Linked DNA regions of Homo sapiens: region 2 is linked to region 1. Evidence: chromatin loops called from intact Hi-C (ENCODE). Cell type or tissue: ascending aorta. All regions are shown on one strand. Each heading gives the region's core, and the rest is flanking DNA. Links, peaks and the distances in the headings are about the cores only.

Region 1 (16,052 bases), core at 5,273-13,272:
AAAGCTGTCAATAAATGGTAGTGTTGATGGTTGTGATGGTGAACTCCCTATCCCCAAATGTCACAAACTGGGCATCTGAGGCCCAGAGGAGTCAGCTGAGGCATAAGATCACAGAGAAATTTGCATAAGCTTATTAATATTAATGTGTTCGATCCTTGAAATGACATAGATGTGGTGTTTCTGAAGTCATTTTGAAAATGGGTTTTGGCCACATGGGGTAGCTCATGCCTGTAATCCCAGAACGTTTGGAGGTTGAGGTGGGATCACTTGAGCTCAGGAGTTTGAGACCAGCCTGGGCAGCGTGGTGAAACTGTGTCTCTATAAAAAATGCAAAAATTAGCCAAGTGTGGTGGTGTGCGCCTGTACTCCCAGCTCCCGGGAGGCTGAGGTGGGAGGATCACTTGAGCCTAGGAGGCAGAGATTGCAATGAGCTGAGATCACGCCTCTGCACTCCAGCCTGAGTGACAGAGTGAGACCCTGTCTCCAAAAAAAAAAAAAAAAAAAAATTGAAAATGGTTCTTGCTGCATTTTTATGAACAAGTTAGAAAAATAGGAACTAATGCAAATTGTTATTGTTGTTAATTAATTAGATTAGAATTAGATTATTTGGACTGTTTCAGATTAATATCAGCCTGGAGGGAGGTGTCTAGTGGTGAGCCACAGGGCTCTGTCCTGTTTATTGTTATCAGTGGTTTGGACAAAGACACAGAAGATTAGCACAGTAGTTGGCTAGGGCCACCATGACAAAATACCACAGACTGGGTGGCTTAAACAACACAATTTTTTTTTTTTTTGAGATGGAGTCTCGCTCTGTTGCCCAGGCTGGAGTGCAGTGGCACGATCTTGGCTCACCACAACCTCCACCTCCCGGGTTCAAGCGACTCTCCTGCCTCAGTCTCCTGAGTAGCTGGGACTACAGGCACATGCCACCATGCCTGACTTAATTTTTTTTTTTTTTTTTTGAGACGGAGTTTTGCTCTTGTTGCCCAGGCTGGAGTGCAGTGGAGCCATCTCAGCTAACCTGAACCTCTGCCTCCCAGGTTCAAGCGATTCTCCTGCCTCACCCTCCCTGGTAGCTGGGATTACGCCACCATGCCTGGCTAATTTTGTATTTTTAGTAGAGACGGGGTTTCTCCATGTTGGTCAGGCTGATCTTGAACTCCCGACCAGGTGATCCACCTGCCTTGGCCTCCCGAAGTGCTGGGATTACAGGCATGAGCCACCGCGCCTGGCCACAACACAAATTTATTTTGTCACAGTCTGGAGGCTGGAAGCCCAAGATCAAGGTGTTGGCAGGTTTGGTTTCTCCTGAGGCCTCTCTCCTTGGCTTGCAGTTGGCCACGTTCTCACAGTGTCATCATAGGGCCTTTTCTCATTTTTTTTTAATCCTTCAATTACATGCAAGGGCCTTTTCTGTATACACACACACCCCTGATGTCTCTTCCTCTCATAAGGACACCAGTTCTATTGGATTAGGATCCCCTACCCTTATAATGTTATTTAGCCTTAGTTACCTTTTTTTTTTTTTTTTTTTTTTTTTTTTTTTTTTTTTTTTTGAGATGGAGTCTGGCTCTGTCGCCCAGGCTGGAGTGCAGTGGCACCATCTCGGATCACTGCAGCCTCCACCTCCGGGTTCAAGGAATTCTCCTGCCTCAGCCTCCCGAGTAGCTGGCATTACAGGTGCACGCCACCATGCCTGGCTAATTTTTGTATTTTTAGTAGAGACGGGGTTTCACTGTGTTGGCCAGGCTGGTCTCAAACTCCTGAGCTCAAGTCGTTCTCCCGCCTCTGCTTTCCAAAGTGCTGGAATTACAGATGTGAGCCACCATGTCTGGCCAGCCTTAATTACCTTTAATTAATCTAAATAATTAAGGCCAAGTGTAGAGACATTTGGGGTTAGGGCTTCAACATATGAATTTGGGTGGGCACAATTCAGTCCATAAGAACTGGCCAGCTAAAGTTAGGGTTCATTCTGAACCACAGGGACATATTTCAGATGAGAGAAATGAAATGAGAATGGGAATGATACCTATTATAAAAACAAGAATCAGTTATTGCCAGTTCTGTAGACAAGGCAGGGTCAGGTGGAGATTAGCAACACTGATACCTACAACATGGCTGAAAACACTGAGGTAAAGATAGGCTGCATTAGGAAGTATGGTGTCCATGAAAAGGGAGGTGACAACTCCTTGCTCACCTGGAGGGTGGAATTTTCTTCTGGATGCCAACAGGTAGAGGGTGTCAAGTGAGGGGTTGCATAAGAGGTAGAGAAGTTATTGAGCAAAAACCTTGGCACCAGACATATACAGGCATTAGCCAATGTGGTTTGAGCAGCTAAACCAAGTGGCAAAAGCTTGCCCTTTCAAAGACTTGCAGTTTGGGGATAGAAGCACTTTCAGTCCTGGCCAAAAAAACTATGGGCGTGGAATCTTGCAGGTATGCCGTGAATATCTGTTGAATAAAAAAAAAAAAAAAAAAAAAGGCCAGACAGGCTGACTCAGGCCTGTAGTCCCAGCACTTTGGGAGGCTGAGGTGGGAGGATCGCTTGAGCTCCAGAGTTTGAGACCAGCCTGGGCAACATAGTGAGATCCCTGTCTCTACAAAAAATAAAAATATTAGCAGGGCATAGTGGTGCATACCTGTAGTCCCAGCTACTCTGGAGGCTGAAGTGGGAGGATTACTTGAGCTCAGGAGTTCGCAGCTGCAGCGAGCGTCACTGCACTCCAGCCTGGGTGACAGAGTGAGACCCTGTCTCTTAAAAAAAAAAAAAAAAAAGGCCGGGCGCAGTGACTCTTGCCTGTAATCCCAGCACTTTGGGAGGCCGAGGTGGGTAGATCATGAGGTCAGGAATTGAAGACCAGCCTGGCCAACATGGTGAAACCCCCCCCGTCTCTACTAAAAATACAAAAATTAGCTGGGCATGGTAGCACATGCCTGTAATCCCGCCTACTCAGGAGGCTGAGGCAGGAGAATCGCTTGAACCCAGGAGGCGGAGGTTGCAGTGAGCTGAGATTGCACCACTGCACTCCAGCCTGGGTGACAGAGCGAGACTCTGTCTCAGAAAAAAAAAGAAAAAGAAAGAAAGAAAAGAAAATGGGCACGGTGGCTTACTCCTGCAATCCTAACACTTTGAGAGGTTAAGGCAGGGGGCTGCTTGAGTTCAGGAACTCAAGACCAGCCTGAGCAACATAAATCTGATCTCTACTAAAAATCAAAAACAAAAAAATTAGCTGGGCTTGGTGGCACTGTGCCTGTAGTCCCAGCTATTAGGGAGGCTGAGGTGAGAGGATTGCTTGGGCCCAGGAATTTGAGGCTGCTGTGATCTGTGACTGTGCCACTACACTCCACTTGAACAACAGAGTGAGATCGTGTCTCACAAAGAAAAGAAAAAGTGGAGGCTATAAAGACTAAGGTTATACTAATTGTGACTCTCAATTGCAAGTGACAGAAAACTTATTCAAACTGGCTTCCCCAGGAGAAGGCATGTGGGGCTCCTGTAACAGGGGCTCAAACTGTGGCTGGAACTGTCTGTCTCCACCTTAGTGCTGCTTTTCCCTGCATGCCCTTCAATCTTCAGTAGGAAGGAGATAGCCACAAGCTGCTTTGGGCTGACATCCTATCAGCTTAGCAAGAAGTAAAGTCAGGTGGCAGAAAGACATCTCTTTCCTAGTGGTTTCTGCAAGGTCCTAAGGCAGATTCTGATTGGACAGGCTTGGGTCATCTGGCCATTCGTGAACCAATCCATGTGGCCAGGAGGATGGAATATGCAAATTGTCCAGGCCTGGGGCACATGTCTGGGAATGGGGTCAGGATGCAGGGGCAGTGGATGTTTCGCAGGGAAAATCAGCAGAGACCGGGGGCAGTGGTGCTTAAGAGGCTGTGGCCTCGCTGTAGGTTTCAGACTGGGAGACAAGGACTCCTGGGATCTGCAGGCAACCCTCCTCTGCTGCTGCCATCCCAGGGTGGGTGGGAGAGCTGTTAAAGTTTTGAGGGGTTGTTCATCCCCCAGCTCATGGCGTTTATCTTCCATTTGCCAGACCCATCAGCCACACCCCGTCTTACTGTGATGAGTCGCTGTTTGGCTCCCGATCTGAAGGCGCCAGCTTCGGGGCCCCGCGGATGGCGAAGGGGGATGCCGCAAAGCTCCGTGCTCTCTTGTGGACGCCACCACCTACCCCCAGGGGTAGCCACTCGCCCCGCCCCAGGGAGGCACCACTGCGAGCCATTCACCCAGCTGGTCCCTCCAAGACAGAGCCGGGGCCAGCGGCAGACTCCCAGAAGTTATCTATGGGTGGGTTACACTCTTCACGCCCCCTGAAGCGGGGACTTTCCCATTCCCTCACCCACCTGAATGTCCCCAGCACTGGTCATCCAGCCACCAGTGCCCCCCACACAAATGGGCCTCAGGATCTCAGGCCTTCCACGTCAGGGGTGACCTTCCGGAGCCCCCTGGTGACTTCCAGGGCTCGCTCAGTTAGCATTTCAGTGCCATCTACCCCACGACGAGGTGGGGCCACCCAGAAACCAAAGCCCCCTTGGAAATGATACTCTTTCATCAGGGTTGCCTATGGGGCCACGGCGACAGGTATGGCCCCTTGCCAGGGTAGGAGGACATTCATCACCCAGGGAACCCCAGGTATTAAAGAAGCCCCTGTGGGGGCAGACAGACATAGCAGGGGTGGGCAGTGCCTCCCTTTATCCTGACAATCTCTAGTCGATTCTTGCCTTTTTCTCCCGATTGCGGATTTGGGGGCCACCTCTAAGATGCCTCTCTCCAGCCCTGTCTCAACCATACTCCAAATTAGTGCCAACCCAGGGGCCTGGCACCTCCCACATCATCCATTGTCTTGCTGCCAAGTGCGAATAAACGGCGTGATTGCCAACCTGGAGGGTCCCCTCTTATCCCTTCAAGCCAAGCTTCCTGCTCAGGATTAGTTTCCAGCTAAGTCTGCAAGCCCTAGAGGAGTTTTTCCAGGCTGTCTGTGAAGCCTGGGGAACACAACGGCAACTGGGAGATTTGTGAGTGAACACTGTTTCATCTTAATATGCTTCTGAATTTATTTTCATGTACTAAATAGATCAGCTCATCAAAGCCATGAATGTCACTTTTTTTCCCCCTCAGGGTAAAGGCCATTGTTAGGCCTGAGTTGATTTAAATAACAAAGTTAAATACAACAGATAGTACAAGGATGTGGCAGGCAACATGACAGCGGTGAGTGGGTAACTGAAGTTTGGGAATCTGGGGCTTCGGGAAGCGCTGGACTCTTCCTCCCGTCGGCTTCTGGCTAATGCCACTAACTTGTGGTTGGCCGGCTCTTCCTTAGCTCAGAGTACAGACAATAGTATTTTTTTAGTTTTGTTTTTAAGTTTGTTTGTGTGTGTGTGTGTGTGTGTGTGTGTGTGTTAAGGTGGGAAATAAAACACAATGGCTAGGACTTTGCCAAGTGGAGGGTCCAAGAAAGCCAGACAGTGACATGTGTGTCTGCAGAGCACTTAGGATGCAGCCCAGGACTTAGGAAAAGCAACAAAGCCTTTGCGCAGATGGAATTGCACCCAGATTGGGCAGTGTGGGCTGGGCTCTGGGCCTCTCCTTGCCCCCGTCTTCCTGTAAGGCACCTCCAGGAGGCACCAGGATTTTAGGGAGTCCAGTTGGAAGCCACATCATCTGGTTGGTACGTCTGCCTTGGGGCAGGGAAGAGTGGACACTGCTGGGGAGGGAGACCTGCAGTGCCCAGGACCAGTGACACACAGAAACACCTGTGGGGTCAGGCAGGCCAGCTGTGCTCTCATGCAAACATGCTTTGTTTTTTGTTTGTTTGTTTGTATGTTTGTTTGTTTTTGGTGTTTCTTTTTTTTGTTTTGTTTTGTTTTTTAAGACACGGGGCCTCGTTTCCTTGCCCACCCTGGAGTGCAGTGGTGCGATCATAGCTCACTGCTGACTTGACCTCCCGGCTCAAGCCATCCTCCCCCTCAGCCTCCTGAGTGGCGGGGACTACATGCATGCACCACCATGCCTGGCTAACTTCTTTTAAAAATTTTTTTGGACTGGGCGCGGTGGTTCATGCCTGTAATCCCAGCACTTTAGGAGGCCGAGGCGGGCGGATCACGAGGTCAGGAGATCGAGACCATCCTGGCTAACACAGTGAAACCCTGTCTCTACTAAAAATACAAAAAATTAGCCGGGCGCGGTGGCAGGCGCCTGTAGTCCCAGCTACATGGGAGGCTGAGGCAGGAGAATGGCGTGAACCCAGGAGGCGGAGCTTGCAGTGAGCCGAGATCGTGCCACTGCACTCCAGCCTGGGCAACAGAGCGAGACTCTGTCTCAAAAAAAAAAAAAAAAATTTATAGAGAGGGATTTCATTCCTTCCAGTAAGAAACAAGAAAAAAAGGGAAAAAAAAGAGACATGAGTCTCACTATGTTGTACAGGCTGGTCTCAAACTCCTGGCCTGAAGTGATCCTCCCGCTTCAGCCTCCCAAAGTGCTGAGATTACAGGTGTGAGCCACCTCGCCCAGCTGCAATGTGCATTTTAAACATATAGAATGTTTAAGCTTCCTGGAACTTTCACTAACAATTAGTTACTCACGCCCACCTCAGTTTTTCCTGAAACATCCATCTCTCTTTTGCCTTCCCATCTTCCCCTTTGTTTCCACAGACATAGGCCAGAAATAACCTCTCTTTCCTGGCTGGGCATGGTGACTCATGCCTGTAATCCCAGCACTTTGGGAGGCCAAGGTGGGTGGATCACTTGAGGTTAGGAGCTTGAGACTAGCCTGGTAAACATGGCAAAACGCTGTTTCTACTAAAAATACAAAAATTAGCCAGGCATGATGGCGCATGCCTGTAATCCCAGCTACTCGGGAGGCTGAGGCAGGAGAATCGCTTGAAACTGGGAGGCAGAGGCAGTAGTAAGCTGAGATCCAACCAGTGCACTGCAGCCTGAGCAACAGAGCAAGACTCTGTCTAAAAAAAAAAAAAACAAACCTCTTTCCTCCTCCCAACTACAGTAAAATCTGGCAGTAGCCCAAGGTGACACTAAAGGGCAACGGACACCAGGCTGTGGTGTATGTAAGGCAGTTGGGGGTGGTGAGGATGGGGGCGACTTACTTTACCATCTAATGGGGGCTGCTGCTGCTGAGCCCTAGGAGATATGCAGACCTGGGATATCTGGATGATTAGATTTTTTTCCAGAAAAGGGAGAGTGTTGGATTTCTACATGGTAGCCCTCAGTTTTTTAAATGCTGACAAATAATTTAAAGATAATTGTTCAGGCCGGGGGTGATGGCTCATGCCCGTAATCCCAGCACTTTGGGGGGCCCAGGCAGGAGGATCGCTTGAGGCCAGGAGTTCAAGACCAGCCTGGGCAACATAGTGAGACCCTGTCTCTACCTACCCTTTTTTTTTTTTTTTTTTTTTTTTGAGACAGGGTCTTCCTGTGTCACTCAGGCTGGAGTGCAGTGGCACAATCTCAGCTCGCTGCAATCTCGACCCTCCCAGACTCCAGTGATCCTCCTACCTCAGCCTCCCAAGTAGCTGGGACTACTGCCGTGTGCCACCATGCCTGGCTAATTTTTTAATTTTTTGTAGAGACAAAAAATAAAACATGGGGTTTTGCCATGTTTCCCAAGCTGGTCTCAAACTCCTGAGCTCAAGTGATCTGCCTGCCTCAGCCTCCCAAAGTGCTGCGATTAGAGGTGTGAGTAACCACTCCTGGCCTAAAAATTTTTTACTTTAAAAAAAAAAAGTTGTTTTAAATAATTGTTCAGCTCCCTGGAATGTGAGGCTGAGGGCTGCTGTGACCTCAGGACTCCCTCTGAGCTTTCACAGTGCTAGAGCAGGGGAAGTTGCAAGCAAATTAATCCCAGAACAGGGTTAGGGGCAGCCTGAAACCTGAGGCCCCGCTCCTCCTGGAGTTCCCTGCCTGCTTCTTTGCCCCCTATGGGCAGCTGTGACCCACACCCCGCTGCCCTGGTGAGTGATGTGTCCATCATGGCCATGGCAGCTTCCGGGCTGCAGCTGGGGTCTGGTTTCCCACTAAGGCTGAAGTAAGGAACCATAATCTCTGGGCTGACACCCCAGGCTGCACGCTCCTCATGGAAACACCATCTGTGAGCTGGACACACACAGCCCACAGCCCTGGGTAAAGAGATTTATTCGTAGAGCGTTCCCTTCAATGTGGCTTCAAATACTTTTTAATTTATTAAATAAAAACATGAAAGCCGTGAATTTAGTGCTCTCCATCTCGGGCCTTCCTGGCCTGGTCTCTGGGAAGATAAGGGTCAGGAGCGGGCTGGGTGGAGAGCTCATTTCTTGCCCTTGCCCTTCTCCTTGCCTTTCTGCTTGCCCTTCTCCTTGTCCTTTGCTTTGCCCTTGCCCCGCTTCTTCTTGGATCTGAGCAGGGAGCGCACCAGATAGCCCTTCCATAGGGCCTGGATGAGCGTGGCCGCCCGTACCATGCGCACCATCTCCTGCTCTGCCTCCATCCTTTTCTTGGAGTTGATCTCCCGCTCTTCCCGGATCTGCGCAAACTCTCCCACCAGCACTTTGTGCCTCCGCCTGAGCTCCTCCAGCGAGATCTTCTCCTCCCTGTGAACAGCGTCCAGATCCTCCAACTCCTCCTGGGGTGAGGGGTGGGGCTGGGGTCACCACACATAGAGTGCCTCCTCCCACCCTCCTCCCTGAGGCCCCCTTACCCTTCCCAAATGGTCTTCTGCCCCAGCGATGCCCCTAAGCTAAGCTGTTCAGCATCTCTCGGTCCCAGTGACATGGATGGGGAGAGGGGATGGGCTCCATCCTAGCTCTAGGAAGGACCCAACTGAAATAATTTCAGGAACAGGAAAAGAACATGGGCTTGTGAGTTGGGCAGACTTAGTTTTAAGTCCCAGCTCTGCCACACCTCAACTGACTTCACCTTTCGGGCCTTCGTTTTTCCTCATCTGAAACATGGGGACGATTCCGAAGCCAGGGGCTGTTTCTAGGATTAAATGACCCGATGGACACAATGTACTGGACATGATGCCAGGCACACAGTGGGGACACAAGAAATGGAGGCTGCTGCCATGAAAGCAGTCTGTTCCACAAGACACCAGAGGAGAAGGAACTTTCTCAGGCCTCAAACGGAGTCCCAGAGTTCTTCCTTATGTCTAACCATAGCCTCTCCTGCTGTCATTTACACCCGTTTTCCTTCCTTCCACTGATGTTTTCCCAGCATCTACAAAAAGCAGAGCACTGCCAGAGGACACAGAGCTGGGTGGACAAAGTCCCTGCCCGCAACCAACCCACAACCCTCATGGGACCCAGAGAAATGAGAGCCCCCGCCTGCAAAGCTCCCCTCTCCAGGCCCTGATGGTTGCCCAGGACAAGGTTCTGACTTGCCCTTCTCTGAAGAGCACACCTGGCTTTGGCTCACTCCAGCGCATATTACCTCCAGTGCTCTCCAGTGCTCCCCAGTCCTCCCTGGCCCCTGGGTTGGAGCCATGGGCCACCAATGTTATCCCAGTGCTGGGTGAAGGGTTTGGGCGTGTCTCGATTTGAAGGTTACCACCCCCTGAGCACTTCCCTCCAGGCCAGACCCTGTGCTGGGCACACACACTTGCAGCCATGGTGTCTCACCGAATCCCCGCCATGGTCCCAAAATGGGAATTACTGCCTTTGCTAATCAGATGCAGAAACGGGCTTGGGAAGGTCAAGTACCTTGCTTAAGGCCACACAGCTGGCACATCTCAGGTGCTCAATAAAAACTGGCTGAGTGACTGAGTGATGCAGTGGAGGCAGGCTCCCATCTGAGTCTGTGGGAAGGAGCCCCACCTTGTAGGGGTGCTGGCAGGAGCCCATCCAGAGGAGTATGGGATGTGGACACTAGATGGAGCCATGATCATTAGGCCCAGTGTCAGAGTGTCAGGCCCTTCTAGCCAGTCGCTTTTTTTTTTTTTTTTTTTTTAAATTAATAGAGATGGAGTCTTGCTCTGTTGCCCAGGCCGGTCTTGAATTACTGAGCTCAAGCGATCCTCCCACCTCAGCCTCCCAACGTGCTGGGATTACAGGCATGAGCCACAGCACCTGGCCTTGCAGCTTCTGGCTCTTTTCTTTCCCACCTCTCACTCTGCCCCAGGCTGGACAAACCCTTTAAACAAAGGGAAGTGCTCCCTGCAGAGAGGCTCAGAAGTTTGCCCACTCCATGGACCATCCCAAGGCTACTTTTCCCATTCATCCCATTCCTAGAAGGTCTTGGGAAAAGCATGCGAGAGAGACTTATTCAGCGACAAATACCTGCTTCTCACCCATCTCTGTATCATATTTCTGGATCCAGTTCTCGATTTCCGTTTCCACTTTATATTTCTTCTAGAAAAGATCCAATTTGTCATTGTTTGATGGAATATATTAACAATCAACAGCACTGAGCACTCTCTGCATCACTAGGCTCTGGCAGGTGCTTGACATGCCTCGCCTATTGAACAAGGAGGTTCCCTTTTCTCCATTTCACAGGGGAGAGAACTGAGGCTCAGACATGCTATCTTACTTGCCCAAGGTGACAGAGCTAATGGGTGGCAGAGCCTGAATTTGATGCCAGCAGCCTGGTTCCAGGACATCCTAGGCAGAGAAAGCAGCAGGTGCAAAGGCCCTGAGGTAGGAACAAGCTTGTGCTGTTTAAAGGACAGAAATCAGCCTGGCGTGGTGGCTTACGCCTGTAATCCCAGCGCTTTGGGAGGCTGAGGCAGGCGGGTCACTTGAGGCCAGGAGTTTGAGACCAGCCTGGCCAACATGCCAAAACCCCATCTCTACTAAAGATACAAAAATTAGCCAGGCATGGTGATGCACACCTGTAATCTCAGCTACTCAGGAGGCTGAGGCAGGAGAATCACTTGAACCCAGGAGGCAGAGTTTGCAGTGAGCTGAGATCATGCCACCACACTCCAGCCTGGGTGACAGAGCAAGACTGTCTCAAAAAATAAAAATTAAAAAAAAAATTAAAGGACAGAAATCAAGCCAGTGTGACTGGAAGGGAGTGGCGAGGAGGAAAGTGGTCCCCAACAAGGTCCAAGGAAAAGGCTGTGTCACAGAGGGAGTGTCAGCAAGAGGAGGCTGTATTCTCAGGAAAGGGTGAGGTGAAGCCACTGGGTGATTTAGATGCAGTGGAGGGACATGATCTAATCTTGTTTTTAAAAGATTATTTCCACCATAAAAAGCAGTGAAGCACTGATCCATGCTACAACATGGGTGAACCTTGAAAACACAGTGCTAAGTAAAACATGCCAGACACAACGGCCACAGAAGATTCCATTCATATGAAGTGTCTAGAATAGGTGAATCCACAGAGACAGAAAGCACATTAGTGATTGCCAGGGACAGGGGGAATAAGGGAATGGGGAGTAACTTCTTAATGGATATGGAGTTTTATTTTGAGGTGATAATGTTTTGGAACTAGATAGAAGTGGTGGAAGTGGGGGTGGCACAACATCGTGAATATACTAAATGCCACTGAATTGCTCATTTTAAAATGGTTTTATGTTATGTAAGTTTCACCTAAATTAAAAATAAGCAGGCTGGGCCAGTGGCTCATCCCAACCATTTGGGAGGCCACGGTGGGAATGGGAGAATTGCTTGAGGCCACAAGTTCTAGATCAGCCTGGGCAACAGAGCAAAACCCTGTCTCCACAAAAAATGATACTTTTTTTTTTTCTTTTGAGATGGAGTTTCGCTCTGTCACCCAGGCTGGAGTGCAGTGGTGTGATCTCGGTTCACCGCAACCCCCGCCTCCTGAGTTCAAGCAATTCTCATGCCTCAGCCTCCCAAGTAGCTGGGATTACAGGTGCATGCCACCACGCCCGGCTAATTTTGTATTTTTAGTAGAGACAGGGTTTCACCACATTGGCCAGGCTGGTCTCGAACTCCTGACCTCAGGAGATCCGTCTGCCTCAGCCTCCCAAAGTGCTGGGATTACAGGCGTGAGCCACTGCTCCCAGCCAATAATAATAATTTGTAATTAGCCAGACGTGGTGACATGCCCCAGCGACCCATGAGGGCTGAGATGGGAGGATCACTTGAGCCCAGGAGTTGGAGGCTGAAGTGAGCTATGATCACGCCACTGCACTCTGGCATGGGTGACAGAGTGAGACCCTGTCTCAAACATAAATAAATAAATAAATAAATAAATAAACCCCCTAATCCTACAGAGCAAGAGCCCTTAGCTTGGGCACCATGGGTAGGCCGGCTTCAGGGGGACTGGGCTCCCCAGGGAACTGTCCACTAGGATGTGTAAGTGCATCTGTGCCTTCTTTCTGGGGGAGAGGCCCGTGGCTTCCATCAGATGCTCAAGAGTGTGACACTAAGAGACTGGAGACAAGTATTAAAAAGGGTGCCTTTTACAAGGAAAGAGATTTGGAAGTTGGGTGTGTGCTAGGCCTGGGTCTTGGCTGAGATGATGAAGGAGAAGGCAAATGAAGGTTTTGGGTTTTTTTTTTTAAGAGGCAAGGTTTCACTCTGTTGACCTGGCTGGAATGCAGTGGCACAGTTATAGTTCACTGCAGCCTCCAAACTCCTGGGCTAAAGTGATCCTCCTGCCTCAGCCTCCCAAGTAGCTGGGACTATAGGCACACATCACAGCGCCTGACTAATTTATCTTTTATTCTTTGTACAGACAGGGTCTTGCTGTTGCCCAGGCTGGAGTGCAGTGGTGCAATCACAGCTCACTGCAGCCTCCGCCTCCTGGGTTCAAGCGATCCTCCCACCTCAGCCTCCCAAAGTGTTGGGATTACAGGCATGAGCCACCTTACCCGGTCAGAAATGATATTTATTGAACACTTACTATGCACCAGCTCTCTCACTACCATCTCATGTAATTCTCATGTAACAACCATTAAGACCAATGTTAGCATTTTCATTTCTGAGGTGTGAAATCGGCAGCTGGGCAGGAGTTGAGTAATTAGCCTGAGCTTTACATGCTACTTCTTCATTCCTTTGCAGGGCACCCAGCCTCTGACGATGTGGGTATTATCCCTGTGGGGTCTCAGGAGTTGAGGAACTTGCCCAAGGTCACAAAGCTGGCATGCAGCAATGCTGGGACAGGATCCCAGTTTGTCCCCTGTCCCCAGGCCTGTGTGCTGCCCCTTCCTGCCTCCCAGGAGACACTGGCTTGGATTTGGGCCTTCCCTGCTCCTGTGCCCTTCCCCTCCACCAAGCCACTTCCTGAGTAGCTGGTGCAGTCCTGCCCTGCCCAACACTGCTGGACCTCCAGGAGTGATGGAACAGTCCCACCCATCCCCCCCACCAGGGGCCCCCTCGGCCCATCCTCGCTGCTTCCCGGGGCACCTTCCTCAGCGCCTGCTCTGCCTCCCGGTTCTCCATGACCAGGTTGTAAAACTGTGACTGCAGCTGCAGGATCTCCTGCTGGATCTTGGCCACCCTGGCCTGTGATGCCCGGAAATCGGCCTTCTGCTGCTTCTCAGCCTCCTGCTTAGTGCGAACGAGGCTGTTCTCTGAGAACTTGAGCACCTGGTGCAGGTGGTTTTTCAGTTCTTGGATCACAAAGTTCTCCTTTTCCACCTAAGCCAGGAAGAGAAAGGGCTCCGTTAATACCTCCATGCCCAGCCGGGCACAGTGGCTCACGCCTGTAATCCCAACACTTAGGGAGGCTGAGGTGGGTGGGTCACCTGAGGTCAGGAGTTTGAGACCAGCCTGGCTAACATGATGAAATCCCGTCTCTTCTAAAAATACAAAAATTAGCTGGGTGTGGTGGTGCATGCCTGTAATCCCAGCTACTCGGGAGGCTGAGGCAGGAGAATCACTTGAATACAGGAAGTAGAGATTGCAGTGAGCGGAGATATCATACCACTGCACTTTTACTTGGGTGACAGAGTGAGATTCCATCTCAAAAAAAAAAGCAACTCTCCATATCCACTGACAGTCACCAGAGGCTGGCACCACTGCATCCTCCCTCAGGGCCAGGCATGCCACCTGGGTTATATCTCTCTAATCACACCCCCAACCCCACAATGGAGGTCAGGGACAGCCTGATTACAGACAAGACAACTGAGGCTCAAGGAGGTGGCTTCATCTGTCTGGGGTTGCCCAGCTGAACTGGGGCCTGAAGCCAGGTTTGTCTGACCTTGAGCCCACGTTCTTGGCCACCACTTTCTATTTCCTTGCACGAGTGAAGGGTACAAGCTTGTTGGATTGAGGCCACAGGGGAGGACTGGGACAGCGGCGATGCTCCTCCTGGGGACACAGCAGGGGAGGCCCAGCTGGCAGAGACACTTAGTGGGGTGCATGAAGGTGTGCGATGAACACAGGCTGCAGGGATTGCCACCGGGCTCTTTCTTGAGGGCCCATGTCTGGCTTGTCCCCTGCCTTGGGTGGATTCTAGAACAGGAATGGGGGTGGAGGATGAGACAGTTTTGTAAAGAAGCTCTCAAGGCTTCTCACTACACTAGAGTCTCCCTCTGAGCACAGCGGTGCTATGGCTGCTCACGCCACCATCTTGGGCTTGGGTCAGCTGGCAGCAGGCCCGCCGGGCATCTGCTCACTTCCTGCACACTGGGGGCAGGGAGGCAGTGCCTTTGGGGCAAGCCCATCCTGCAGGCAAGGCTTTAGGCACCAGGCGCTGGGAATATGATCGGCAGTCAGAGCTCTCCCTGTAGACTCCCCACACGTGCCTGATTGGTGTCTCCCCTCACTGTACACTGAGGTTCAATGACATGAAATTTGCCCACCTGGCAAAAATGGCATTTGAGCCCAGGTCAGTCCAAGGTGAAGCCCCAAGCTGGTTCTAGCACCTGAATGAGACCAGCAGGGCCACCTGTGTCCCTCTGCCTATTCCTAGATGATGCCCCTCCCACCTTACTAGTAACCTCCCTGCCCGAGGGCTCAGCAGCTGGTCCTCTGTCCACTCAACAAGTATACATCATGCCCCTCTTTTGGACAGGCTCACTGGGGACACAGTGGCAGGCTGAAAGAGACAAGGTCCCCCTTTTCTTGTGGAGGAGCCAGACCCCTCAAGACCACACAAATCACACACACATATGTTATCCACAAAGTCAGGTGAATGTTATCCACAAAGTCAGGTGAATGCTTTAAAGGACAAATTCAGTGAGAAGTGCCCAACCCAGCACCAGGGAGGGGGCTGTGAATAGTTTCCCAGGGCCTTGAACCTTTCATCAGTGGTGGGGGATAGAAACAGAAGGGCCTGTGGCAGTGCAGCCTGGCTACCCCCATGTCTGCTCTCCCCAGAGAGGCTGTGGGGTAGAATGTGGAGCATAACACAGCCCCAGTGACGGGTGGTCGGTCCTTCCTAGCACTTCTCTCTGCTGGGTGTGGCTACAAGATATGCATGGAAGTTCTGTGTGCCACCTCCACACGTGTCCTTAAGGGGCAGAACCAAGCCCTCTCCTCCCCTTTCCTCCTTCCTGCTGGCTAGACTGGGGGCCACATGATGGGGAAAGCTGGAGCAGCCATCTTGGCCCACAAGCAGAAGTCCCATGTTGGGGACAGCAGGGAAGTCACATAGAAGAAACCAGACCTCTGACAAGTTGGGGAGCAGAGATGCCACACCAGCTCCGGTGTTTCCACTACAGAGAAATACACTGCCATCTTGACTAAGCCACAGCTATTTTGGGTGTCTCTGTTATAGCAGCCAAATCTGTACTCATACACCATCTCACAGGGTTTTTGTAAAGATTTAGAGAGAAAATGTATGTTAAACTAAATACACTGTATGTGTGCAATATGACAATTATTATTAGGGTTTGGGATCATGCTACTGTTTCCCTTTTTTTTTTGAGACAGGGTCTTGCTCTGCAGCCAGGCTGGAGTACAGTGGTGCGATCTCAGCTCCCTGCAACCTCTGCCTTCTGGGCGCAAGTGATCCTCCCACCTCAGCTTCCTGAGTAGCTGGGACTACAGGTGCATACCACCACGCCCAGCTAATTTTGTCTTTTACGTAGAGACAGGGTTTTGCCGTGTTGCCCAGGCTGGTCTCAAACTCCTGAGCTCAAGTGATCCACCTGCCTTGGCCTCCCAAAGTGTTGGGATTACAGGCGTGAGCCACCACACCGCCAT
Region 2 (16,052 bases), core at 2,654-10,653, 49 kb after region 1:
CCTTGAGAGCCTTCCCTAACCTTTGAGGATAGTGGTTGTGTTTCCACAGTCTCTCATTCTCCAGGTATGCTGTTTATACCTCTTTCTCTGCTCTTCACGGCACAGAGACCCACTCGCTCCCCAGCACCGGGATGTGATCGATTTGATGATTGAATCAGAGTTTGCTTTGTGCCATGATGGATTGTGAGAAAATGGAGTTTTGATGAATTAGGTAATTTAAAATACGGGTGGGAGCCAGGCGCAGTGGTTCACCCTGTAATCTTAGCACTTTGGGAGACCAAGGCGAGAGGATCACTTGAGGCCAGGAATTTGAGACCAGCTTGGACAACATAGTGAGACCCCATTTCTAAAAAGAAGTTAAAAAAAGTTAGCCAGGTGTGGTGGTGCACACCTGTAGTCTCAGCTCCTTGAGAGGCTGAGGCATGAGGATTGCTTGAGCCCAGGAGTCTGAGACTGCAGTGAGCCATGATCACACTACTGCACTCGAGCCTGGGCATAGAGTAAGACCCTGTCTCTAGAAATACATATATACATATATATTTCAAAATAAAATATAGGTGGGAGGGCTAAGTTTGGCAAAGAATCCTTTCGTAGTATGAATAATACCCATTCTGTTCATCCAGCATCAAGCAGGGTTTTGTGAATCCTGCTCCCCCCAGCTAGGGCTTACCTGGTTTGTGAGTTTCTTTCTTGTGTCTCCCTGATGCCTGTTTGAGATGACTGGGCAGGGCAGGGCAGGAAGGTAGAGGCCTAACCCAGTGTAATGCCTGGGTGTTAATGGCTGTTGTTTTAGGTGCTGATGTTTTACACAGCTGTGCCTCTTTCTGGTAGTACAAGTTTTGCAAAGGCAGGGATCATGTCTCTTCTACACATATTCTGGGCACAATAATAGACATAATAGAAGTTGCATATCTGGGAGTGAGTCACCGGTTTCCAAAAACATCCAGGGTCCCAGGTGACTGTCACAGCTAAACCAGCCCCTGGAGCCACTGGAGGGTGACAAGGAGACTCATTCACATGTGATCAGACCAGAAGTAGCCCAGCAGGGCATGGCGTTGCTGCCCCTAGGAACAGCCTACTTTTTGGATGTTTGGGTCTCTGCTTCCAGCTTCGAACTCCCCAGGAGCCCACACATGTCCAATCCCAACCTTCCTTCCATCTAAGCTTCCCCGTCGCCGCCCTACCATTTGTAGACTGCCTGTCTCTCTTTTTTATCTCTCTTTTTGTTAGATTGGGATTTTATTATTTTTTTTTCCTAATTCTTTCAGCACTTGCTGAAAACCAGCTTGGGCAGAGCGACCTGTGCTTAGTGCTGGCTAATGGCTTGGAGCTGCTCCAAGCTGCCGGCTGCGCTGCCTTTCACTTGTGGGTGGTCGTCGACAAGCATGATGTCTTCTCTCTGTGACTCTCGAGGGGCCTCTCTTCTTGCGGGCTCGGCTGTTCACACTTGGCTGGCCTGCCTGGTTGTTTGGAATTGCAGTTTTTACTGCACAGCCTCGAGCCAGTCTGGTAGCTTCAACAGGGCGCAGATTTTATGAGTGCTAAAGTCCACTCAGCCTCCAGCCTAGTTGGCCCATTTGATTTTGTTGCATGTTGTTTTTTGCTATTTCCTCTTGGAGACCAGACGCCGTCCAGAGTGTATGGGGACACAGAAGTCTATAAATGGAGGTGGCTTGGGAGATTCTTAGGCTGTGATGAATGTGTGTCTATTGAGGAGTGATGGTACCTGCTGGTGTCTACAACGGTTGAACATTTTCTGAGTGTCGCGCAGTCTGCAAAGGATGGGGTTGAATTTCTGGCATCGTCTCTTGATAGCTGAACATCCTTGAATGAGGAGCTGAGCTTGTTTTTTCCTAAGTTGCAGTTTCTTCATTGTAAAATCAGTATATGATTGTCTACAGTCAGAGTCTCAACCCATGAGTAGGTAATTGAAGGACTTTCTGCATTGAGGATGTGAACCTTTCCTCCGTTCTCACATTCTTCCGGTTCCTCTTAAGGGATGTGAGTTGGTAGTTTGCATTTTCTGAAGTGTTGTAGCAGTTGAGGGACAGTAGTTAACTTCCTTGACTACCATTCCTGTTGTGTTGCAGGGAGAATTAAAAATCAAGCAGCTCCATCTCCTGCCCATTCTTTTTTTTTTTTTTTTTTGGAGACAGAGTCTCACTCTTGCCCAGGCTGGAGTGCAGAGGCACAATTTCGGCTCACTGCAACCTCGGCTTCCCAGGTTCAAGTGATTCTCCTGCCTCAGCTTCCCGAGTAGCTGGGATTACAGGCATCTGCCATCATGCCTGGCTAATTTTTGTATTTTTGTAGAGATGGGGTTTCACCATGTTGGCCAGGCTGGTCTTGAACTTCTGACCTCAGGTGAACTGCTCACCTTGGTGAGCCTCCCTAAGTGCTGGGATAACAGGCATGAGCCACCGCTCCTGGCCACTCCTGCTCATTCTTTAGGGTGGCTTCTTGATTTCCATTGTATTTTCCTTTATTCACAATGCTCCTTTTGGGCTGCCTTCCCCACCAACAGAAAGGGAAACTGAAGCAAAAGGAAGGGAAGGCCGAAAGCAGTGCCTGGCCATTGACTGCATAGGAATTCAGGGCCCTGGAGAAGTGGCAGGCCTAGGCCATCAAGCTCTCTGTGGGATGTAGCTGTCCTCCAGCTGTCACTTCCCCAATGTGCCCATGCTTGCTTCATGGCCGCCTCACCTCTTGTTACTCTTCTTCTGAACAAAGCCACCTGCAGCAGCAGCAGCAGCAGATCCAGGTGCTGGGGCGTGGCCAGTGTTCATGGAAGCCGGGTCCAGCCAGCCCCCAGGTGTTTCTGGTTAAGGACTAGAGCGGACTTTTGATCTGTGCTGAGTGGATGCCATCAGCTGACACATCAGTAGCCTTCATGCAGCTTGAGTCTCAAGCCAAACTTGTTCTTCCGAGCACTGGCTTTCTGCTGACCTCTTGCAGGGGAACCAGAGCGCACCAGTGCACAGTGAAAAATGCCTTTAATCTCCATTTGCTCTTCTCCGGCTCCCTTCCTTGTCCCTGGGTGTTTCACAATTAGCATTTCAGATGCTTCCAAGTGAATATGGAACAGATGTTCGCACAGGTGCTGTACTCTTCACTGGGTAAACAGTGGCGTTTGCGTGCCTCTGCGTGTGTGTGTGTGTGTGTGTGTGTGTGTGTGTGCGTGTGTGTGTATGAGACAGCAGGAAGCATAGGGCCTTTACAAATGTTTTTTAAAGCGTCTAAAACACTTTACACATGACGGGTACTCAATAAATACTTTGTGAGTGAGTGAGCAGTGGCAGGGAAAGCCCTTTGTTTCATAATAAACCCAGTGGCATGGGAGCAGGAAGTACAATTCCAAGTTGGGTCTTGAAATTCATGGACTAAAGAAGAAGTCATGTCCTGCCTCACCAAGAAATTACCCGTGGACATCTGGCAAACCGGGGGGCATGCTGTAGGGACAAGACACAGTTCTCCATCTCAGGAAGGAGGATTAGACAATAAAAATGACCGTGGCGGCCCCTGGCAATTTAATCTGCCTCACGAATGTGAGCTGGCCACGGCTGTGCTGGGAAAAGGAACTTGCGGTTTTGCCCATGCAGAATGTTTGCAGATGGGTTAGGGAGTTAGCCAGGACTGACCTCCTTGGCTGTGTTTTTCCAAGTAGCACACCTGATCAGGTTGCTCCACACCATTAGTCCCCAGTGGCTCAAGTCCAGGCCCTCAGCATGGCTTTCCGCCTGGCCTACACCCCCAGCCTTGCGGAAACAGTGGAGGGAAAGGTGAGGGCTTGGCTGCCCGTCGTTTCCTCCCTCTGTGACCTTGGGCAAGTCACTCAGCTTCTCTGGGCCTTAGTTTCACCCTCTGTAAACTGGGGATAATAATCAAGTCTTGTTTGTAGGGCCTTTGTACACTTAGAAGAATTAATTAACGTAAAGCCCTTTCAACCGTGTCTGGTGTGTGGTAAGTACTGAATGCGAATCGTGGCTGTTACCTTTGCCCACTGCGTCATCCTGGTCACTGGTCTCTGGCACTTTAAGCTTCAGAATTACAGAACCCTCTGCAGTTTCTCAGACGTGCCCTGCTGTTGAAGTCTCTGTGCTCTCTGAATGACTATCCTTGTTTCTAGAATGTGCCACTCACCCCATCCCCATCCACCCTGTGAATACCTCCTCATCCCTCATGCTTGAAATGCCAGCCCTGGCATTCCCCTGAGTTCCTCCCTGCCACTGGCCACCAGCCCCCACGGAGGGCCCTTGTCATCCCAGCCCATTTTAGATCTCAGTGCACCAGAGTCACGATCCTTCATTACCTACTGATGGAGAGTTCCATGAGGGCGAGGGCCATGGTTTCACCTTTTCTAATCCAACACCTAGCACAATGCCTGGTATACAGTAAGTGCTGAATAAATGTCTCCTCAAATTAAACCATATGTGTTTGCATGTAGGTGGTCAGTCTTTTAAAACTACATCTGGCCGGGTGCGGTGCCTCACACCTGTAATCCCAGCATTTTGGGAGGCTGAGGTGGGTGGATCACTTGATGTCAGAAGTTCAAGACCAGCCTAGCCAACATGGTGAAACCCCATCTCTACTAAAAATACAAAAATTAGCCAGGCCTGATGGCGGGCGCCTGTATTCCCAGCTATTTGGGAGACTGAGGCACAAGAATCACTTGAACCCGGGAGATGGAGGTTGCAGTGAGCCAAGATCGTGCCATTGCACTTTAGCCTGGATGACAGAGTGGGACCCTGTCTCAAAAAAAAAAAAATACTACATCCTCCCTTTTTCTCCCCAAAATTATCATGTGATTTATTAAGACTAGAGGCCAGGCACAGACTCATGCCTGTAATCCCACTCCATGGGAAAGCATGGCTCATCCCTATAATCCCAGCACTTTGGGAGGCCGAGGTGGGTGGATCACCTGAGGTCAGGATTTTGAGACCAGCCTGGCCAACTTTGTGAACCCTGTCTCTACTAAAAATACAAAAAATTAGCTGGGTGTGGTGGCAGGCACCTATAATCCCAGCTACTGAGGAGGCTGAGGCAGGAGAATCACTTGAACTTGAGAGGTGGAGGTTGCAGTGAGCCAAGATTGTGCCACTGCACTCCAGCCTGAGCAACAAGAGTGAGACTCCATCTCAAAAATAAATAAATAAAAATAAAAATAAAATAAAAAAAGTTTAGAAAGGTGTTCTCAAGGCAATGTTTGCAACCTTAGGATGTCTGTTGTGTGTTCCTCATGTGGACGGTTAGGAAGTGGGCATCTCAGGCTGCAGTCACTGCCCCCGATGATTTTGATGTGCTCATTTCCCAGCCCCTCTCCCTGCCTACATTCTCCTCTGTCCCCTAACTCCCAAAAGCCTGTTTCTGATCTGCACCCCTCCTGCCTTTCCATGTCTTTCACACTCCATTTATAGAACTGCTCTCCGCTTCCTTGCCCCATCCCCTGCCAGTTCCAGGCTCCCTGGGCCTGGCCTCATGGATGACAGTGAACCTCTCTGGACTTGGCCACTTAGGTCCCTTTCAGGTGGCCGGAAACAGAGTTAGAGGAGACACAGGGCATTATCCTGACCACTTTCACACCAGAGTCCCTCCCTCTAGAACAGGGCTTGACCCGTGGTACTGCCCCGTTGAGCCTTTCTTTTTCCCTTTCCTCCTTTGGCTTAAGCCTTTGGCAGGACAGATTTTGGGCTGGAGGCCAGCAATTCAACTGGGAGGGCTCTGTGCCAGTTCTTGCCTTTCTGAAGGTTGGTACATTTGCCCAGGGCTCTGCTTGGGTTTGGAGCCTTTACTAACGTGTGTCAATAATGCGGGTCCACCTTCCATACCATCTTGCAACCAATTATCAGAAAGAGAAGGCCTGAGCAGGGGGATGTGCATTTTGCTTTCTTTCGGCGTAGCATCTCATGCTAGATTTTTATCTGGGGGCCTTTGAAGAGCCAGCCGGCACAGAAGCATGGTGGCAACGCTGTGCCTGGAAAACTCATCAGTGTCACTCTGGTTTATTTTCCTCTCCTCTTTGAGCTCTTTCCCATGGTGTGGGGCTCTCAGTGACAACTGGCAAGCGGCGGGGCGGTTGCTCGTTGTCATTCTGGTAGGCGCTGGTTTCCGGAGGGCTCCGAGTGCTTTGTGAGTATTCGCATTTGTTTCTGAGATGCTGGGAGCACGGTTGGCACTGGTCCCAGTTTCTGGATGAAGAAACTGAGGCTCTGGGGATTAAGATCGTGAACTGTGGGGAGTGGAGGAGGCACAGCTGGAGTGAACTTGGGTGTCCAGGGTTCTGTTTCGTCTCACAGAGGATGTGCGAGGGTGTATGTGTGCATTTGAGAATGTGTGAGGTTGTGTGTGTTTAAGAAAATGAGAATGAGGCTGGGCACAGTGGCTCATGCCTGTAATCCCAACACTTTGAGAGGCTGAGCTGGGTGGATGACTTGAGCCCAGGAGTTCAAGACCAGACTGGGGAACATGGTGATGAAACCCTGTCTCTACAAAAAAATACAAAAAATTAGCAGGGCATGGCAATCCATGCCTGTAGTCCCAGCTACTTGGGAGGCTGAGGTGGGAGGATTGCTTGAACCCAGGAGATAAAGGCTGCAGTGAGCCATGATCGCACCACTGCACTCCAGCCTGGGCAACAGAGTGAGACCCTGTCTCCAAAAAAAGAAAGAAAGAAAATAAAAAGGAGAGAGGTTAGAAAAGGGGGCTGGGCGCGGTGGCTCACGCCTGTAATCCCAGCACTTTGGGAGGCCGAGGCGGGCGGATCACGAGGTCAGGAGATCGAGACCATCCTGGCTAACACGGTGAAACCCCGTCTCTACTAAAAAAAAATACAAAAAATTAGCCGGGCGTGGTAGCGGGCGCCTGTAGTCCCAGCTACTCGGGAGGCTGAGGCAGGAGAATGGCGTGAGCCCGGGAGGCGGAGCTTGCAGTGAGCCGAGATCGCGCCACTGCACTCCAGCCTGGGCGACAGAGCAAGACTCCGTCTCAAAAAAAAAAAAAAAAAAAAAGAAAAGAAAAGGGGTAGGCCCCTCAGTATCACCCTTCCTGAGAACAGTCATTCTCTGCTTTTTCTGATCAGAGCTCCCTCCCAGGAGGGGCCCTTTTATCCAAAGCGATCTCTGGCCCAGGCACCAAAGAAAGGCCCCAGTGGTTTACGCAGCCGGGCTGCCCCCTGCGCCTGCTGGGTGAGGGGTGGGTCGTGGAAGCCTTCCCCTCCTGCCTGTTCTTTCCTGCTCCTCCCCAGTGCATCTTTATAGCTGGCATATGGAAACTGTTTCTATTTATCTGGCACCACCAGGACGCTGCTGCATGCTGTGCTCCAGCAAACAGAAACCTTGGATTCCCTGCAGGGTCATTTCCGATGTGGCGTGCAAAGCAGCCAGCTGTTTCGAGGGAGCGTCTGGGCCCTGTGACATCAGCATGTGGGAGTGTTACCGTGTGTGCAAACAGGTCATTCTGGTTTGTCTGCCTGTCCTCTGCACCGGGATGTCTCTCCTGCTTCGAGTCAGAGTTTGCGTTGTTGTTTTGTATTCTCATGCCTGTCAGTTCAGCTGTTTCTTTCCACTCCTTCCCGTCCTCTGAGTGGTTTTACGTTCTCTCCTCCGGGCTGATTGCCAGGATTCAGGGAGGGAGGTTAAGGGGCTGGTGCCACATAAATCTTTAGTGGCCAAAGTCTGCAGGCCTGCAAGGCTGCGCCTGTCCTCTTGGTCTGGTTTTCCCAAGAGAGCTGTCTGCCCAGGGCACCAGAAGGGCAGGACAAAATGTTTCCCTTCGTGGAACTTTCCCCAGAGGCCCAGAACAGAGATGCAGAATACAGTCTTCCTGGTTGCCAAGAGTGTTCCTGGTCAGCCTCCTCTGGTCCTTTCTGAAACCTGCATGTGGAGCTTGCTGGCTGTGGGAGCCAGGGAGACTGCAAATCCTGCCCGCCTGCCCACGCTGCTGCTCATCTCCCTCCCTCCTATGTCCGGCCCGGTTGCCTCCCAGGAAAGGTAAACATGCAGAGGCAAGGGCTAGCTGCCGGCCTTCTGGAGGAGGCAGTGGAGGGCCAGCTTCCTGACAGCCCCGTGGTGAGGTCGTCCTGTCTTCTCAAGCTGGGCCCCTGCGACGTGCCCCAGTTCCTGCCTTTCCAGCTGGCCTGGAAGAACCCGTTCTGCTCTGGGCAAGAACAGTGCCAAGGTCAGAGGCCAAAGGTGTTGCTTCTTCCGTGGTCCGTAATGAGCACCAGTTGGAGAGGGCCAGCCCCGGCACACAGAGGAAGGGGCTGGACTGGGGTGATGCGGGGTGAGCCTGCCCGGTCACTTTGTTGGCTAGGATGCTTCCTGTGCTTTCTGTGCCTGGTACTCCAAAGATGCGAGTGCCAGTCATTGACCTGGAGGTTCTGCCCAGGGTCTGTGGGCAGTAGGAGGTCAGAACAAGGCACCAGGCCACTAGAGCAGGTGGGTGTAAACAACTGTTGGCATTCGAGGCTGCCCAGGTAGAGGTCCTGGAGTGAACCCAGTGGGCACGATGGGCTTCAGTGGGGCAGAGTGTCCTCTAGCTTCACACACAGTGCTGATGACTCAGGCCAGCTGGGGGCCCCTGCACATGCTCTTAGTTCCCACGTGGAGGGTATTCATTTTGAGGAAGCTGGGCCTGCCGGGATTGGTTCCCCAGCAAGCAGGGGCTCATTCTCCCAGAAACCACTCCATCTGCACTCACACCCTGACTCACCAGGCTCACATCCTGACTTACCAGGACTTGGCTATCAGCCTGTCCCCTTTGATCTGCCCCTTCTGCCCCCTGCCTTCCCGCTTTCTGGGCCTGAAATGTCCTCCTCAGAAAGCTGCCGAGCCTTCGAGCATACCTTCTGCGGGAACAACGCAGCACTCGGAGTGGGAGCATATCCATTGTCCCTTCAGCCACTTCTGCAACCTCTTAAGTGGGGAAGAGGGTTAGACAGCAGACAGGGCAGGGGATTAGCACTCCACGAGGTGGCCCAGCCCCACCCGGCCCCTGCCGTGCCCTCGTCTTGGCTGGTACAGCTGCACTGCTGCGTGAAGGCCACGTACAAAAGGAACAGAATGGAACTGTGGCTCCTCGCCTTCCATTTGCACCCTTTCTATAATCCCTAAATATGTAGCCCAGTTGCTCGTGCCTTGATGTGAAGGAGGCCCTTTGCGATCACCTGTGGCTTTCTTGAAAAGTCCCTGAGTGGCCAGTGTCACCCCAGGCCTTCCATCCCTCTCTCCGTGTGGAGAAATGAGCGATCATGCTTTGCCTTTTGGGACCACATGAGCACTCCAAGTCCTGTTTTCTGAGGTTGAGTGGTTAGAAGCACAGAACAAAGTCCGTCCTGGGAGGGGGAGAATTCGCTGTTCTTTCACCTTAGCTCTTGAGTCTTATTCTCCCCTTTCCCTTTCAAGGTTCTACCCTGAATTACTCTTAACACAAAACAGCCCCTCTTCCGCAGATCCTTAAAAGAAAGGTTTTTACAAATACAAACTTACCACATCACACCCCTTCCTAACACCCTTTGGCGCTGCCCACTGCACCCCGGGTGGAGCCCGCCCTCTTGCCCGAGGCCTGCCAGGCCCCACGGATGGCTCCTTGTTCTCCGCCCTCCAGGCCCTGGCCATCCTTAAGTGCCCCACGGGGGTGTGTGGAATCTTCAGGGCTAGCAAGACCTTCTATTTCACTTCAGTTCAGACATGTTTGCTGACCACTTACACATTGTGTACAACGCTGTTCTGGGGCCTGGGAACACCACAGTGACCAAAACAAAAGTCCCTGCCCTCTTGGAGCTGACATTCCAGGCGGGGAAACAGGCCCACGATTAAACAGATACCCTGTCAGGTGGTGACAGCCCCAGGAGGAAGCCTCAGCGCTTTGAGGGGACGGAGTGATGTGGTCTCACCTTGTAGGGGAGGCCAAGGGTAGCCTCTGATAAAATGTTTGTGGAAACTGGAAGGTGTGACAAAGCAGCCAAAGATCGGGGAGGCAGAGGCCCCAAGGCGGAGTGTTCCAGGCACGTTTCAGAACAACAAGGAGGTTAGCATGGCGGCAGCGAGGGGCAGGCAGGACGAGGTGACTTGGAGAGGTTGCGGGTCAGGTTCCACGAGACCCTCTGATCAAGGGAGGCTGGGGCACGTTTGGGGCAGAGGAGTGATACCATTTGGCTTAGTGTTCTTTAGGATTTTTGTTATATTAAACAAAAAAGTTACCTAAAAACACACACACGCACACACACGATAGAGGATTTCTCTGACTGGTGTCAAGAATAGGCCACAGAGGGAAGAACAGACAGTAGGAAGACAGAGAAGGGATTGTGCTAGTCTAGGGGAGAGCTGTTTTGGGCCACAGTGTGGCAGGGGAGCTGGTGAGAGCGAGGTCTTGTGGGCCAGGTGCAGCACCTATTTGTGGGCCTTTCAGCTGATTGTGGGAGAGGAGGAGCCTCCTGATTCCTGAGGCCCCTCCTGCCCCAAGATTCTCTGTTGGTGCAGCTGTTCCATTCAGCACCGGTATGGCCAGGAAAATGTGGTCTCAGTCACCCCAGGGCCTTCTCCTGCCCCCAGTCACTTGTGGCCCATAAGAGTGCATCCCAAGAGCCCTGGCCAATGGAGGGACCGTCTGTGCGAGAACCGGCCACGTGTTCTCTTTGATTTGGGTCATAGATGCTAAGCCTGTTTCACAGCTGTATGCTGTCCATCAGAAGAGACAGTGGCCGGCGTACCGCACGGCAGACAGTGGGTCAGCGGAGCCACCCCCTACATTTCTCTAGTGAGAGGTGAGTGGCAGATGATTGTATGAAGGAAAGCTCTGGATGGGGAGCCAGGAAGCCTGGATGCTAGACCTGGCGCTGTAACCAATTGGCCCTATACCATGGGGACATCACGTTCCCTGCCCTCAGTTTCCCCATCTCTAAAAGCTGGGCAATGAATTAGGTGGTCTCTAGGATCTGCTCCTGACCTGACAGTCGTTGCTTCTAAGACAACAGCAGAAAGTGCCTACAATTCACGCAGGAGAGCTACGCAGCAGCGCTTCCCATACTCTGCAGCAGAGGACCTCTACTTCCATAAAACACAACAAAAACGAAGTACTAGGAGAAGGAAGTGCCGCACAGTGCCACCTGCGGTGATGGCCTCTACACGCTGGCTCTGGTTCCTGGATGGTTCTCATCCCCGACCATGGCACACCATTAATGGACTGTGCAGACCATGTGGAATGACACCGCCCACAGTTAGAGTGGTTCCAAGCACAGACCTCATTTATTCTCCAGCTCCGTCACTTTCTAAATGTGGGAGCCCCCGGACAAGCTGACCAATCTCTGTGCTTCTGTCCCATCACCCTTCTTCTGAAATGGGGATGCTGATGGTATCCACCTCCTAAGGTTGATGCGAGGATGAAGTTATTTCACCTATAAAGTGCTGAGACTAGTGCCTGCCTCACAGAATTTGTTCCGCAAGTGTTTGTGTGTGTTATTTTAGCGGAAGCTGAGCTGCTGAGATTGGGGCTAGATTTGGGGGCTGCAGTTAATCGGGAGGTGGGAGAGGGACGCGTGTGCTAAAAAAAGATGCCATTGCCCTCCCTAAGCAGCAAGGAAGTGTTTGTGGAAGGCTTTTGGCGCCAGCAGGATCTAGGCAGCTGGGCCCTGCTCAGATTGTGGCACTGCCAGCTCTCTGGGGCAGCTCTGCAGTTTGGAGCTGCTTCTGAAGCCATCTGCACCCACCTGCCTGCTCCCCTTGAAGTCACCATATACCTGTAAACATGTAGATGCCACAAGTTGCAGGGGCAGCTAGTTCAGCTGCTCACTGGCTGGTGAACCTCTTCTCTATTGAAATGTCCATAACCAATAGCTGTGGAGCCTCTTTTTGAGGCCACGTGGTGATGGGGTACTCACTGCCTCTGTGGACAGGTGCCCCTGGAGGGCAAGGGCTGCCTAGTTCCTACAGTCCCCACTAAGGGCCCAGCACCTAGGAGCTGACCTTGGGCAGGGACAACCCTGGGAATGTCTGCTAAACAAAGGAGTAGATGAACAGGCCAGTTGTTGGTCTTAGAATATTTTCATTAAGAATTATTTCCCGGCCAGGCGCAGTGGCTCACGCCTGTAATCCCAGCACTTTGGGAGGCCAAGGCAGTTGGATCACTTGAGGTCAGGAGTTTGAGACCAGCCTGGCCAACATGGTAAAACCCCGTCTCTTCCAAAAAATACAAAAATTAGCCGGGTGTGTTGGTGCACGCCTGTGTGTTGGTGCATGCCCAGCTACTCAGGAGGCTGAAGCACAAGAATTGCTTGAACCTGAGAAGTAGAGGTTGTAGTGAGATGAGATTGCACTGCTGTACTCCAGCCTGGGCGACAGAGCAACTCTGTCTCAAAAAAAAAAGAAAAAATACATAAAAATTAAAAAATAAAAATAGAAGAATTCTTTCCGGCCAGGTGCAGTGGCTCACACCTGTAATCCTAGAACTCTGGGAGGGCGAGGCAGGTGGATTGCTTGAGCCTAGGAGTTTGAGACCACCCTGATCAACATGGCAAGACCCCATCTCTACAAAAAAAAAAAATTAGCTGGGCATGGTGGCACATGCCTATAGTCCCAGCTACTCTGGAGGCTTAGGTGGGAGGATGGCTTGAGCCTAAGAGGTTGAGGCTGCAGTGAGCCATGATAGTGCCACTGCACTACAGCCTGGGCTCAATAAAAAGAATTATTTCCAAATGGAGGCCAAGGGGAGAGGATCGCCTGAGTCCAGGAATTTGAGTCTAGCTTGGGCAACATAGTGAGACCCTGTCTCTAAAACTAAAGCCCTCTGTGCCGGTCCCTCATTTCTAGTTATTACAAAGCCCTTTCAGATCTAGCAGAAACACCCTGTGAAGTCCATTCCCGAGTCCTCGTTCCACCATTGGCAACACTGCTACGTGTCTGCCCTCACCCACCAGCCATGTGTGGTCTGTGGCCACGGGGCGCATGTTTTGTCTCTGTGTTGCTCGCTGTCCCGTGGGGGGGCTCCAGCCAGCTCCCTGCATCCTTGGTGCTCCATGGTCACCTGTTGCCTTCGGCGGCCAGCCCGTGAGGCCCAGGCCACAGCCCTCCTGCCTGTTAGGAGTTTGGTACAGGAATAGGGAAAAGGGAGAGGGATGTAGCAGCAGCCAGCTCTAAAGATCCTCTCCCATTGTTCCAAGGAGTCAGTCTTTTTCTGCAGGCAAGCCATGGAAGGATTTTAAGTAGTGGAGTGACACCGTGAGACTTCGGCCTTACCCGATTGATTCATCCTGCCTCAAGGCGTCTGGGTCAGGTGGTCAGGAAAGGCCTGGACAGTGAGAGTGAGTCCAGGTTGCTGCAGGCTTTTAGGTGAAAGACAAGAGGCCCCAAAGACCTCTTCAGTAGAGATGAGAGGGACGAGACCTTTCCAGACCTGGTGAGTTACAGGCCATGAGGAGTGAAAAAGAAGATCGGGTTAAGATTTCTGGCTCTGAGGACTGTCCTCCCAGGGCAGCCAGAAGCTTGGTCCTTCCTGTCTCAGTGGTCCTTGTGGATTTCAGTTGAATGGAACTGTCCTTTGTGGCTTTGAAGGGTTATGTATCGGGGAAGAGGGACTATCTCTCACCCAAACCAGGACACCTAAAGATTAGCAAAGGTTACCTGCTCCCAGGAGAAACCTGTTGCTGGGAGTGTCATTGAGGCTTGTTAGCAAGGAATGGCCTGCACCGTGGGACGCGTCGGGCCACCTGGTCCCAGGGATGCTGCGGTATAAGTGGTAAGGGATAGGGGAGCTTTTGAGGAGGACCAGACGTTGTCTCCCCACCAGGAACGGGCTGAGAGAGCCTCCTGAGCACAAGGAGGAAGCTCCTGTCAATTCGAGGAGACCCCTGTGTGAGAAGAAGGGCAGGAAGGCTCCAAAGGGGGTCTTCACGGCAGCCGCTCACATAGACACTCGTGTCTAGTGTCAAGTGGGAGGGTGGCACTAATGGCTGCTGCCATCTGTGCCAGCTAGCAGCTGCCTGCTCCGCTCCATCATTGTTATTTATGTTACCTAGGACTCTTCTGTGTTGCCGGTGCCAGCCCCTGCTGGGGCATGTGGAGGTCGTGGAGGACAGGGCATGGGCTCACGAGGACGCAGCTCCATCCAGCTGCTTGCCTGTGGCTTTTTCTGCTCAGGAGTCACGTTTTGGCTCAGGCTTCCCTGATCCACATGAGCAGATTGAGGACGGTGGTTTGACCTTCTTCTGTCTCTGCCTAGGGCTTAGTTCTTTCAGAAATGAGCATTGGGATCAGGGTAGGGAATGCTACTCTGTTGCTATTGGGAAGAGAAGGGTCAGAATTACCAAGTTCAAACCGCACCCAGATGTCCCACCTCCTACTTGCAACTCCACTGTAGTGATGGAAATGCTAGTGTATTTTTGGTCCTTTTGGCACTAACTACCCTGTCACGCTTTTGGAGTTTCTGATTCTTGAGAGGCAAGTAGTCTACCGATTGGGAGCTAGGCAGCCTAGTTTGGGATCCCAGCCCCTCTTCTCACTAGGAGCATGACCCGGGGAGGTTACTTAGCTTCTCTGCACCTTAGTTTCCTCAAGTCTGAGGTGGGAATAGTAATATTACCTACTTGGGAGGGCTGTTGTAAGAACTAAGTGGGTTAACAGATAGATACAATGTATTTAGATAGGTATCAGTTATCTGTTGATAATAATATTACCTACTTGGCAGGATTGTTGTAAGAACTAAGTAGGTTAATAGATACAATGTATTTAGATAGGTGTCAGTTATCTGTTGCCCTTGTATCAAATCACTGCCCCAACATAGTGCCTTAAGATAGCAACATTTATTTTGCTTGAGTTTGCAGTTTGAGCAGGGCTTGGTGGAGTTGTCTTTTTGCTGTTGTACGTAACATCTGTTTGGACAGCTTAACTGGGGCTGGAGGATCTATTTTTGAGATGGCTCCTTGATGTGGCAGAGAAGTTGGTGCTACCCCTTGGCTGGGTGCTCAGCTGGGCTGTGAACTGGAGCCTTGAGTCTTCTGTCTGCACCAGCTGCTTGGGCTTCCTTACAAAATGGTTGCTCGGTTCCACAAGTAAGTGCCCCAAGAGAATAAGGTGAAAGTATTTTTATAACCTCAGAAGTCATGAGGTTCCCTGTTCTCTGTTAGTCACAGCAGTCATAAAGGCTCACCTGATTTCAAGAGGAAGAAACACAGCTTCTACCTGTGTGTGGAGAAGCAGCAAGGTTCCAGAAGAGCATGGAAGGTGAAAGATAATGCGGTGGCCATTTATGGAAAATAAAATCTGCCGCAGGATAGGTTTTGGCATACAGTAAACCTCAACAAATGTTTGCTACCAGTAGTTTAAAATCATCATCTGCATTCCTCATCCCCGACTCCTCTTCCTTAGAGAGATGGTAGTATAGTGCAGTGGTTAAGTGCATCTGCTCTGGTGGCAAGCTGCTAGGGGCCAAAGCCTGGCTCAGCCCTTATAGCTGTGTGATCTTGGACAGATTGTTTAGCCTCTTGGCAAATTTCTTGAAAGATAAACAAACCACCAAAGCTTTCTCAATAAGAATAGAAAACCTGAGTGGCCCTATATGTACTGAAGAAGGTTAATATGTAATAAAAACTTTCCCAGAAAGAAAACTTCAGGCCCAGATAGCTTTCCTGGTGAACGGTATACATTAGGGAAGAAATAATACCAATTTGACACAAATTCTTCCAGAAAATTGAAAAGGAGGAAATATTTTCTAGCCCATTTTATGAGGCCAGCATTACCTTGATACCCAAACCAGCAAAGACCTCACAAGGAAAGAAACCTCGGACCAACATTCTACACGGATGTAGATGCAAAAAATTTAAACAATTTTGCAAATGCAATAATATATAAAAAGGATAATACATCATGACTAGGGGGACTTAGCTCAGGAATGCAGGGTTGGTTTAATGTTCAAAAATCAATCATTGTAATTCACTATATTAACCAAAGGAAAAAGAAAAACCATATACAGGTTGAATATCCCTTATCCAAAATGCTTGGGTCCAGAAGTATTTCCGATTTTTAATTTTTTTCAGATTTTGGAGTATTTGCGTTATACTTACTGGT

What was found. Hi-C counts contacts between places; a loop is a spot of excess contacts. Peaks named below come from ENCODE experiments on the same cell type or tissue, not always from the same donor. Only the 100,000 strongest peaks of a DNase experiment are listed, where the experiment ranks them.
Region 2: a loop joins it to region 1, with 3 times the contacts of the local background. A loop is called at or near these places in 25 of 110 quality-filtered maps.

The regions. Positions count from the first base shown.
Region 1 is chr12:113,187,273-113,203,324 of GRCh38, forward strand. DRC10 (dynein regulatory complex subunit 10) reads right to left here. Exons shown (of 5, transcript NM_001330452.2): 3 at 13,308-13,541; 4 at 10,269-10,340; 5 at 8,174-8,617. The coding sequence ends at 8,303. It overlaps RITA1 (RBPJ interacting and tubulin associated 1), which reads left to right. Exons shown (of 4, transcript NM_032848.3): 4 at 4,038-5,096. The coding sequence ends at 4,545. Among named protein-coding and RNA genes, the nearest start is that of RITA1, 9.6 kb to the left of the region's middle. RefSeq lists enhancers at 1-90, 4,220-4,873, 14,788-15,679 and a silencer at 6,832-7,126. In ascending aorta, for the core only: CTCF peaks have their summits at 9,840 (motif pointing right) and 10,040; DNase peaks (open chromatin) are centred at 6,709 and 9,839; H3K27ac peaks cover 4,287 bases.
Region 2 is chr12:113,238,618-113,254,669 of GRCh38, forward strand. The region is part of intron 2 of TPCN1 (two pore segment channel 1); the gene reads left to right. Among named protein-coding and RNA genes, the nearest start is that of TPCN1, 25 kb to the left of the region's middle. RefSeq lists enhancers at 7,227-7,890, 7,891-8,554, 12,989-13,489. In ascending aorta, for the core only: no CTCF peak of the experiment used is centred there; DNase peaks (open chromatin) are centred at 3,204, 5,694, 7,384, 7,584 and 1 weaker place; H3K4me3 peaks cover 2,345 bases; H3K27ac peaks cover 8,000 bases.